Linked DNA regions of Homo sapiens: region 1 is linked to region 2. The links are chromatin contacts, found by Hi-C or POLR2A ChIA-PET in ENCODE. All regions are on one chromosome and are shown on one strand. The core of a region is the stretch at or near the end of the contact, and the rest is flanking DNA. Distances in the headings are between cores, read along the strand shown. Region 1 has its middle 91 kb from the start of LINC03062. Region 2 overlaps LINC03062 (long intergenic non-protein coding RNA 3062).

What was found. A loop is a pair of places that touch in the nucleus more often than their neighbours do. ChIA-PET counts read pairs that join two places held with the same protein, here RNA polymerase II (POLR2A). Pooled maps may share reads with other maps.
Region 1: a map of left cardiac atrium shows a loop between it and region 2 (2.7-fold over the local background). The contact joins two enhancer-like sites. A Hi-C loop is called at or near these places in 6 of 168 maps with a recorded cell type or tissue (CD8-positive, alpha-beta T cell, HAP-1, HL-60/S4 and 3 more), 6 of 37 single-sample maps with no recorded cell type and 10 of 50 pooled maps. POLR2A ChIA-PET finds 5 or more read pairs at or near these places in 13 of 52 experiments (CD4-positive, alpha-beta T cell, Caco-2, H1 and 8 more).

The regions. Positions count from the first base shown.
Region 1 is chr9:89,727,917-89,733,097 of GRCh38, reverse strand. No RefSeq gene overlaps it. Among named protein-coding and RNA genes, the nearest start is that of LINC03062, 91 kb to the right of the region's middle. Within about 2 kb of position 2,222, at least 4 of the 41 ENCODE cell types and tissues checked have a DNase peak (open chromatin) inside an H3K27ac peak, as active enhancers do.
Region 2 is chr9:89,681,530-89,686,839 of GRCh38, reverse strand. All of the region lies in intron 3 of LINC03062 (long intergenic non-protein coding RNA 3062), which reads right to left. Among named protein-coding and RNA genes, the nearest start is that of LINC03062, 44 kb to the right of the region's middle. RefSeq lists an enhancer at 525-1,096. Within about 2 kb of position 1,544, at least 13 of the 41 ENCODE cell types and tissues checked have a DNase peak (open chromatin) inside an H3K27ac peak, as active enhancers do.

The DNA.
Region 1 (5,181 bases), core at 973-3,472, 46 kb before region 2:
AAGCCCTTGGAAAGCACTAAATACTCTCCTTGTTCCAAAAGCCCCAAGGACAGCAGAATTATCTGGAAAATGAATTCCCAAAAATTGATTCATGGAGGGGAAAAAGAATTTTTCCTATGATTCTTCCTTCAATTTAAAATTTCTAGGCAAGTACACATTGCAGCCACATAATACACCCTTTCCCCATTAATAATCGTGATTTTCAGAAGAGAGGGTCATTTTTCCTGTTATTGTTGGTCACACCTGCCAGTAAACAAGCTGTGTGTGCTGTGTGGGGGTCAGGGCAGAGCATTCAGACTCTAAAAGCTAGACCCCGCGTGTCCATGACCTTGGGCTTGCCCAGCTGGACGGGTTTCCATGCACTCCACATCTGGATTCCAAGAACAGACTGACATACAATGTTCCAGAGCAGACTGATGTGGATGAGGATGCCCCATCAGAGAAAACATGGCCCATTCTCTCCCAAAGGCTAAATTTTTTAAAAAGAGGATAAATAATTACAAGCTACTTTTGCAATGTTTCTATAACAAAAGTGGGATTTGTAAATCTCTGAATTGTTCAAGGAGGCTTGTCCGCAACCCCCCTGAGTCATGACAGGAAAGGAATTATTTATAGCCCAGGACAGTTTGTTTACATACTTGCCTAGTTCCTGGGCAGAGTCCTTCCTCCACCTGCACAGTAAAAGTTGCTCATCAAAAATAGAAAATTATTGCTTCCTTTTCAACTTTCCCTGAAAGCACTGAGAAGAGGAAGGGGGAACACAAAATATATTTTTACTAAAGGGTTCTTTCCTCTCCAACTAAAATCTTATCCAAATGTTGCTTCCTTAATCCCCAGAAGGAAACAAAAATCCTGAGCTCTTTTGTAGAATGATTAGAGACAAAGTCCTGAGACTCCACACCTGATTGTCCCCAAGTCCCAGGGGGGTTTCTGAAACTGCCTAGGAGATGCTACGGGGGGCTGTGAGAATGTAAAGGAGCCCACCACCCAAGCTGGGGACCTTGAGACCGGCCTCTCTTTCATCCAGACCAGCCCTGCCTTTATCTGTTGTGCACAATGGCATTTAGACTGCTTCCACTGGTAAACTGGAGTTTGAAAGTGACAGGAATGGTTGATCAAGCAGGCCCTTGGGGCTCTCAGATGAATGCACCATTCTGTCACTTTGTCCTGTATGGTTGCCATCCATACAGAGAACACTGGGCTGAGCAGCCTCCTGCCCAGCCTGCTGGAGATGCCGTATCCACATTAGGGTGAGACCTAGAGGCACTAGGGGCAGCAGGAGGGAAGGGGGAAACCTGTTCCTTCCTGAGAGTTGTAATCTCCTTATAGAGAGAGATGATCCAGAGAGGGAGCTGGCGGGGTGGCATGCAGCTATGAAGGTGCTGAGCTGGCAAGAAAGCAGCCACGCAAAAGGTGGCACGGAGGGCAGGAAGCCTCAGCAACACAGAATAGGCAAAAGCCAGGACAGCTCCTCTGGGACCAGGGCAACTGGACATGCTCCAGGTAATGCAGGTAATGCAGGTAACGCAGCTGAGTGGGCACCAAAAGGCAAGAGCCATGTTAGGGAAGAGATCAGGTTGGTCAAATACACCACAGGCTGCTAAAAAGGGAGCTCTATTACTAAGCGTTAATCATAAGATTGGAGAGATTGTTGAGAAGTACTTCACACTTGAAGAAGACATCTTCAGGAGAAAATGAAAGGAAAATGTGGGTGGGGAGAAAGATCAGGTTATTCTATTTATTTCCAACTGGGTAATATGGTATATATGACACATACACAGATAGATAGTTGGATGGATATATATATATATCATAACGAAAAAGATCATCTCTCATATGAAGGTCTTGAGCCAGGACCCACATGCACCACACTCAAATATTATACCATGAATTTCCACAGACCAAAATCTTTAAAGCACCTACAACTGGAATTTTCTTAGACTAAAATAATTTGGCTAGGTAACAGAATTCAGCTACTTGCAAGAGTCAAAGGGGGACACGTTGTTTTATAAATTAACTAGAAACATTTCTTGAGCCAAACTAGAGATGGAGTTATTGACACAACCGGAGGGCAGAGCTCACCAAGGGCACCGAGACTGGCCGCTACTTAGCTCACCTAGGACCTCCCACGCCGCCCACAGGCCGCACCACAGAGCAGCAGGAGACACGTGTTCCAATGTTGACCGAAAGGCAGGTGGAGGCCAGAAAGCATGCTGCCCACTGACACTGGGCCCCAGCCACAGAGGCGGGACAGAGCCACCAGCTCCGCCGCTCCACCACCCCCAGCTCGCTGGGTAAACACACTCAAGCTGGAAGCCTGGTGTCCCGGCCTTCTCACGAGACTGCAGGAAGCAGGACGGACGAAGTTTACTAAAATCTAACATCCTATGGTACGTGGGATTTATTTTTTTTAGACACTATCCAGGCTGGTTTTGTTCTCCCCACTGTTTAACTGTATTTAGTATACAACCTGCAAATAAAAATATACCTGGGCTAGCCCTGATCCAGGGTTTGGAGGCAGTATGATCTCTGCAACATCTGCAGCAGAACCACTGGGGAATCATGAAGATTCCTGGCTCCTCCCTGCCCTGCATACACACTCACACACACACACACACCCCATTCATGCACCATACACACATCATACACATACCATACACACACAAACCACGCACACTGTAAACCCACATGCAGCACACACAGCACACACCCCATTCACATACCAGACACACACCATACACACATCATACACATACCATACACATACAGACCACGCACACTGTAAACCCACACACACCACACACAGCACACACCCCACCTACACACAACACACACACGACTCACTGTACATCTCACACACACTGTATGCCACCTACACATGCCCCCCCACACCATATACCACACACACACCATACACACCACACAAACCCACACAAGTACACTCCACACACGCATACACACACCATACATATACACATACATCCCACACACACATACATACAGCACAAATTACACACACACCACACATACATACACACACTATACACCACACACAATATACACCCTACACACACATACACACAGCACAAACTACGAACACACACTCACAACTACACACATTACACACACCACAAAAACTATACACCCCACACAGTATACACACCCACACACACATACACACAACACAAACTACACACACACCACAGAAACACAGAAACGCACATTATATGCACCATACAAGCTATATACCCCACACACAGCACACATTATACACCCTCTCCACCACACACACACACACACACACACACACACACACACGAGTCCTGTATTAGAATTGTTAGGAAGTGGCGCATAGTAACCTCCATTTTAACACCCAATCCTGAAGTTTGAGTCACAGCTTTTACATGAGCCAGGCTTCAAACCTTTAAACCCCTTTGATTAGTGGGCAGGCAGAGGGGAGCTTTAGTGGATAACAGCAAAGTGTGTCATGCACAGCACCCCATGTGGGTCAGCATCCCATGCCATTTTCATGACAGCCCTAGAAGCTGGGGATTGTCACTGTGAGTCTCAAACCCTACAGGTTTGCAAATGTACAGAATCCTCCTATCTCAGGAATGCCTATGGTTCCTGAAGAAAATAATATATACATGTAGCTAATCTTGGCAATTCCAGAGGCCAAAAAAAAAACAATGTCCCGCAGTCATGAGGTCATGGCCCTTCTTGTGGTGAGCTCATCAGTCCCAAGCGCCAGGAGGGCTCTCCAGGCACTATCTGAGCCTCACAACACCCTTGGGCAGCCCCACCTGGCCCTGCACTGCCTCCTTCCCTTCTTGCAACAAAAAATTCCATGTCAAGGCAAAGACTGATAACGAGGGTGATGTAATTAAAACTCCCCAGGACCAGACTCTCCACCCTGACTTTTCAAAAGGTCTATTCATCCCATCAATATCTTAGAAGGATGGGCCACATTCCTCCCTCCCAGTCTGCGGAAGCTATGGGGACAGGCCCAGGGGTGAGCTGCGAGCTCCCTCACCCCATGGAAAGGGCCCCTGCTCTGTCCCCCTCCTTTGAAGGTTTCTTCAGAGACAGAAGCTGTTCTTCCTTTGAAGGGAGGAGGCTTAGTGAGAGTGGGATGAGGAGGGGACTTCCAGGGACAAAGCTTTGCTGTGGTCCAGGAATTGTGGGGAACCAACATGTCCTGTTTCCCTAAATTACTGCAGGGAGGGGCTGCAGGGCCCCAGGAGACACCAGCACCCTCCTACAGCCTTCCCGGCAGCTCCAAGGCAATTTCCTCTCCCTTCTTCCCCTCCTTGGCCTTCCAGAGGGGTTTGAAGAGTCCTTCACCATGTCCTCTGGGGAGCACATGAAGATGATGACTTTTTTAGGCAGTGTCTCTTCTATTCACCTTGACTTTGGCAGCACTAATTTTTCAAAACCCATCTCAGTGTATATATACCTTCCTGTTTAATTTTATAAAAATTAGCTCACCAAACTCCACCCTGGAGTAATTCACCAAAGTCACAAATTCACTCGAAAGAATTTATCCAAGGAGTCTGTGGATGGAAGTCAAAGAGTCTGAGAACTTGAATGGGGAAAGAATTCCATCTTTATTTCCAACCACCCTCTAATTGGAATTGAGCCTTGTCTTCACTGTGATTTTAAGTACCTTCACAGTAGGATTTGGGATAGCTGTGATTTTGTCACCACAGAAGCCACAATTATTTGAGCAGCTCATTAAAATTGTTGCAGATGTCATAAAACTTTGTTTATGTATTTATGTATTTATTTAGAGACAGGGTCTTGCTTTATCACCTAGGCTGAGTGCAGTGGTGCAGTCTCAGTTTACTGCAGCCTCCGCCTCCTAGGTTCAAGCATTCTACTGCCTCAGTCACCTGAGTAGCTGGGACCACAGGCATGAGCTACTATGCCTGGCTAATTTTTGTTTTTTATATTTTGTAGAGACGGGGTTTTTCCATGTTGCCCAGGCTGGTCTAGAACTCCTGGGCTCAAGAGATCCACCTGCCTCCTAAAGACTGGGATTATAGGTGTGAGCCGCCACATCCAGACAAAATTTTGTATACTCTACCAATCCTTATAGATGTGAATCTTTAGCTAAAATTAAAATAAAATAAAATATTAAAAAGACAATAATTCTGGTTTTTCCTCTTGGAAAAAATCAGT
Region 2 (5,310 bases), core at 295-2,794:
TGCGACTGCCTCCTGGACTGCACCCCAGTGCTGGAGGTGGCCACCTGGGATGGGTGCAGTGGCTGAGGAAGCTGAGGTGACCCTGAGCCTGGAGGAAGGCCAGCTGGGGGCTGTCTGCTGACCACATCCCTGCAGCTGGGCAGCAAGGTCTTCCTGGAAGGGAGTCTAGAGTGCATAGCAGGGTCCACCAATGCTTCTAGAAAGCTGTACATCATCAGTATCATAGTCATCAGTGTCCTTTGTAGAGGGGCTTCTAGGCATCCTACATCTGATATCTCACTTACCAAGGGGGCAACTCAGCCATAAGGAAACTGAGTGAGCTGCCTACAAAGGAGAAGGAAATAGTTTTATAAAAAGAGAAGGCATATAGTCACCAACAGGAGAATGGGAATGGTAGAATCTGGCAGAGCTGCTCTTGGGAGCTGCCTGGGCATGTTGTTCAGAACCACGTGAGAGCATTGCTGACTCTGACCTTGATGCTCCCCGAGGATGAGGGCTGAGCCTGGAGCAACACAGGTGGCAGGGCAGGAAGAGCAGGCCGGCTCCCTGGGGATGGGAACCAGCAGGGAGGCTGCAGCTCCAGGCAGGAGTGACCAGGTAATGTTGGAACATCTGTCTGGACGTTCTGCAAGAGGCTGAGTCAGCAGCCAGCTAGGTGTGATTTAACTGGAGTGCACAGAGCTAGATGGTAAGAGAAAGCACGCATTTTTATTGTCCTGTCAGAAAATAATAATGCTCTTATGGCCAGCGTGGATCTCAGGTGAGCAGAAAATTGCACATTCGTCATTTCCCTACATATCAAGAGCCGGATCCCCCACACCACATGGGTGGGAATTTCCACCAGGGTAGTTCCTGGGCCTCTCCCCACCCTGCCCCAGAGTTTGTCCAAGTTGTCCAGGTTTACGCAGGGCCAAGCCACTGGCGAGCCTCCCAGTGCTCACGGACCCTGCCCCGGGTCCAATCTTCTGCCCAAATGGGCGCAGCCTCTGTTAGGATGCTGGAAGCCGGAGGTGGAGCATTTATACCCACCAGATCCCCAGCTCCCCCAAAGAACAGGACACAGCCCTCCTGCTGGAGGGACACACAGAGAGCCCTTGCAGATGTCCCACATCCAGGGAAATGTGTGTCCCCTGTGCCATTCCTCTCTGTGGGTACACGCTGGAGTGGAGGAGTAAGACAAAGCAGACAGAGAGCAGTTCCATTCCATGATGGCAACCCCAGGATGACAAGGGAGGCAGTGCCAGACGACTGACGCTGTGCCCACTCCCATGCTCTGGAGTCAGGCCTGACAAGGAAGATTTATTTTTGGTACAGGCGATAAGGCATAAAAACCCACGCACCGCACGTGCCTGTGTTTTGTGTGGCATGAATACATGTTAGCCGTGACCAACAAGAACGCAAAGCCATTACTTGGTGCCTGCAGAGGGAGGCCTGGCCAGTTCCTATAGCAGGACAGCAGCCCGAGCTGTCTCCAGGGAGAACCTCCAGCCTGCAGCTTGAGTCACACAGCACAGATCCAAGGCACCACCTGTGCCTATTCAGATTGTCTCATGCTCCAGAGAAGTCCATGGAGTGCCGTCCAGATATTCCAGCCCAACAAACCTTCTAAGGGAGAAGCAGGCGCTGACTGGCCCTCACGGTCCCCTGGCTCTCCACTGGAGCCAGAGTTCCCGACAGGACTTGTGGAACAGAATGTCAGCATTTGCTTTGTCTGGAAAGCTCAAGAGCATGTGGATCCGGCCTCATTCAACGGCCCAGAATATCTGCCCCTGGCATTGGTGAGACATCACCCTGTTCCTGCTAAAAGCACAGCAAGGGCTGCCGATGTCCACAAGGGACCTGCCCGCCAAGGCAGATTCTGTCTCCCGGGTCTTCTGAGCTCTGTCCAGCTGCCAAAAGATAGGCTGTGCCCAGAGGAGGACAAAACATTTTGCCCAAGGACTTTATTATGCAACGACACGAAAAATTACCACGTGAGAGTTTTATTCCTCTGAAAACACATTTTGTTGGAAACATTAAATGTTATGTTATTTCCTATGCTGTATATTTAAATACTTTATTTTTCTGGGCAAAAATGCCAGGAAAATAACTTGCCTCTCTGGAGGAACTACTCTACCTTTTTTTTTTTTTAAAGAACTGGCACTTCAAAAAAAAAAAACCCTTAGCTGTCAAGAAATGAGAGTTAAGTATTAACTCCATGCCAGCATCCACTTTATCTTAGATTCCTGATATATTCATTTCTCTTCCCCACTTTTCTACTAAAGTCTGCCAATGTCCTTGATTTCATTTTAACTCCTTGTGGGAGCATGCCAAGGCACCTGCAAGCCCTTTGAAAGAAAGGGAGGAATTAAAAGTAAATTAGCAGAGGCACTTGTAAGTAAGCAAGCATAAGGCTTGGGATTTGTGCCTCGTCATCTGAAGCAGCCTTGTTGAGGGCCGAGAGCTGGAAATGGCAGGAGAAGAACCCTTGGGCCCTCTCTCTAAGAATCCATGGGCTGTCCAGGAAGCATGGGGTTTCCCAGTCTGGAGCGAGAAGGGTAATAGCAGGGAGCATCAGGTATCCTCATTGTCTACTGCTGTGTAACAAATCGTCCCAAACTGAGTGTCTTAAAACAACCACAGTTATTTTATGCTCACTCCTGGTGTCAGGAAGGCTCAGCTGGGTGGCTCTGGCTTAGGGCTTTCTGCGGTGTAGTCAGACAGTGACAGGAGCTGTCAGGGGCTGGCCAGGCATCTCATCATACAGCCTCAACCCTTCCCATGTGCTCTCTCCCCATGGGATATTTTGTGCTTCCTGGCATTATGGCGGCCACAGGTGGCAGGACTTGTTGGGTGTTATTAACACTCAGGGCTCCAGCAAGAACCTCCCAGCAGCGCTCAGTGTAGAAGCTGCAGTGCCTTTGAGGGCTCATCCTCAGGAGTCAGACACCATCCCAGCAGACACACTGTCTGCTGGACACTGTGGATCCGCCAGTCCTGAAGATGAGCCTGGGTCCCAGGGGAGGAGGCAGACCTCACCCCTCAGGGGTAGGGGTGCTGAAGAACGTGTGGGTGCATCTCAAAACTGCCACCCACAGTATGCAGCAGTCGCTGGCCCCAACCCCAACTGGAAGGTAAAGAGGGATAGGACGGGTGGACTTCTCACTTAGTCCAGAGAGGTGATAACAAAGAATGCTGGAGCTTCTGCTGCTGGCCAGGCGTGTCTCTACAGAGAGGCAGTGCTGGAGAAGAAAAACACACTTCACTCTGAGAACAATCCACCACTCAGCATGTGCCACACAGACCCTCTCCCACAACCCTGCCAGCCCCTCACCGTGGGCCAAGTATATATGTCTGGATCTGGCTAGGATCACTGCACTACCAAGAAAGGGGCAGCCTGTAGGCCCTGCTACGGCCTGTGCCTGCCAGGAGCACGCTTAGCTTTTGCTTTAGGGTACAATGAGGACACTAGAGTCTAATTGCCCTCTGGCTCTGGGGCTAAGAGACACCACAATATGTGCTTTCACATTTTAAAAAATTTAATTTAAAAAAAATCATAGCTAAATTCCTACTCTGAAACCTTTCTCTTTTGCTAAATTATCTGGAAGTCGTAACTTCAGATGCCCCATGTTTTTGGTTTTTTTTTTTTTTTTTAGACAGAGTCTTGCTCTGTCACCCAGGCTAGAGAACAATGGCACAGTCTAGGCTCATTGCAACCTCTACCTCCCAGGTTGAAGGGATTCTCCTGCCTCAGCCTCCCGAGTAGCTGAGATTACAGGCCCGCGCCACCACACCCGACTAATTTTTGTATTTTTGATAGAGACGGGGTTTCACCATGTTGGCCAGGCTGGTCTCGACCCCTTGACCTCATGATCTGCCCACCTCGGCCTCCCAAAATGCTGGAATTACAGGAGTGAGCCACTGCACCCGGCCTGCCCTGTGGTTTTTGAGAACTTTTAACATGCTATGGCAGATGAAAGTGGATTTGCAAGTCACTTGGGCCTTGGAAAAGACACCAGTTCGAAAGAGGCAAGCCGAGGCACCTCCTCCAGAGCCTGGTGAGGCCAGCTGCCGAGGGCTCTGTGCTCTCTCTGGGGGTGTCTGTGGCCTCTCCCTCTACCTCCAAGGGCTGTGTCCCAAGATGTCATGAGGCCTTGCCTGTCCCCACGCAGGACTTCCACGGCACTTGAAACCTGTGGCAAGGAGTCTGACTTTTGTAGCTCTGAATCTCTGCAGAAGAAGAGGTAAAACCCAGGAGCAAGCAAGCTACGGCTGACCTTTCTGCAGCGCCTTCCCCAAAACGTCACTGCCCACAGGACCCTCTGTGTGGCAATGACACTTTGCTAAATCGACTCTCTACCAGTGTGTCTGGAATTGGTGGGTTCTTGGTCTCACTGACTTCAAGAAAGAAGCGGCGGACCCTCGCCGTGAGTGTTACAGTTCTTAAAGGCGGCGTGTCCGGAGTTTGTTCCTTCTGATGTCCAGATGCGTTCGGAGTTTCTTCCTTCTGGTGGGTTCGTGGTCTCGCTGGCTCCAGAGTAAAGCTGCAGACCTTCGCCCTGAGTGTTACAGCTCTTAAGGCGGCGCGTCTGGAGTTGTTTGTTCCTCTCGGTGGGTTCCTGGTCTCCCTGGCTTCAGGAGTGAAGCTGCAGACCTCTGCGGTGAGTATTACAGCTCATAAAGGCAGCGTGGACCCAAAGAGTGAGTAGTAGAAATATCTACCGCAAAAAGCGAAAAAACAAAGCTTCCACAGTATGGAAGTCGACCGGAGCGGGTTGCCACTTTTATTCTCTTTTCTGGCGCCAGCAGCCTGCTTTTCTTCTCTTATCTGGCCCCACCCACATCCTGCTGATTAGTCCATTTTACAGAGAGCCAATTGGTCTGTTTTACAGAGAGCTGATTGTTCCTTTTTGACAGGGTGCTGATTGGTGCGTTTACAATCCCTGAGCTAGACATAAAGGTTCTCCAAGTCCCCACCAGATTAACTAGATACAGAGTGTGGATTGGTGTATTTGCAAACCCTCAGCTAGACACAGAGTGCTGATTGGTGCATTTACAAAACTTGAGCTAGATACAGAGTGCTGATTGGTGTATTTACAATCCCTTAGCTAGACATAAAGATTCTCCAAGTCCCTACCAGACTCAGGAGCCCAGCTGGCTTCACCCAGTGGGTCTGGCAGGGGGGCCGCATGTGGAGCTGCCTGCCAGTCCCTTACGGTGCACCCGCACTCCTCAGCCCTTGGGTGGTTGATGGGACTGGGCGCTGTGGAGCAGGGGGTGGTGCTCGTTGGGGAGGCTCAGGCAGCCCAGGAGCCCGTGGTGGGGGAGGGG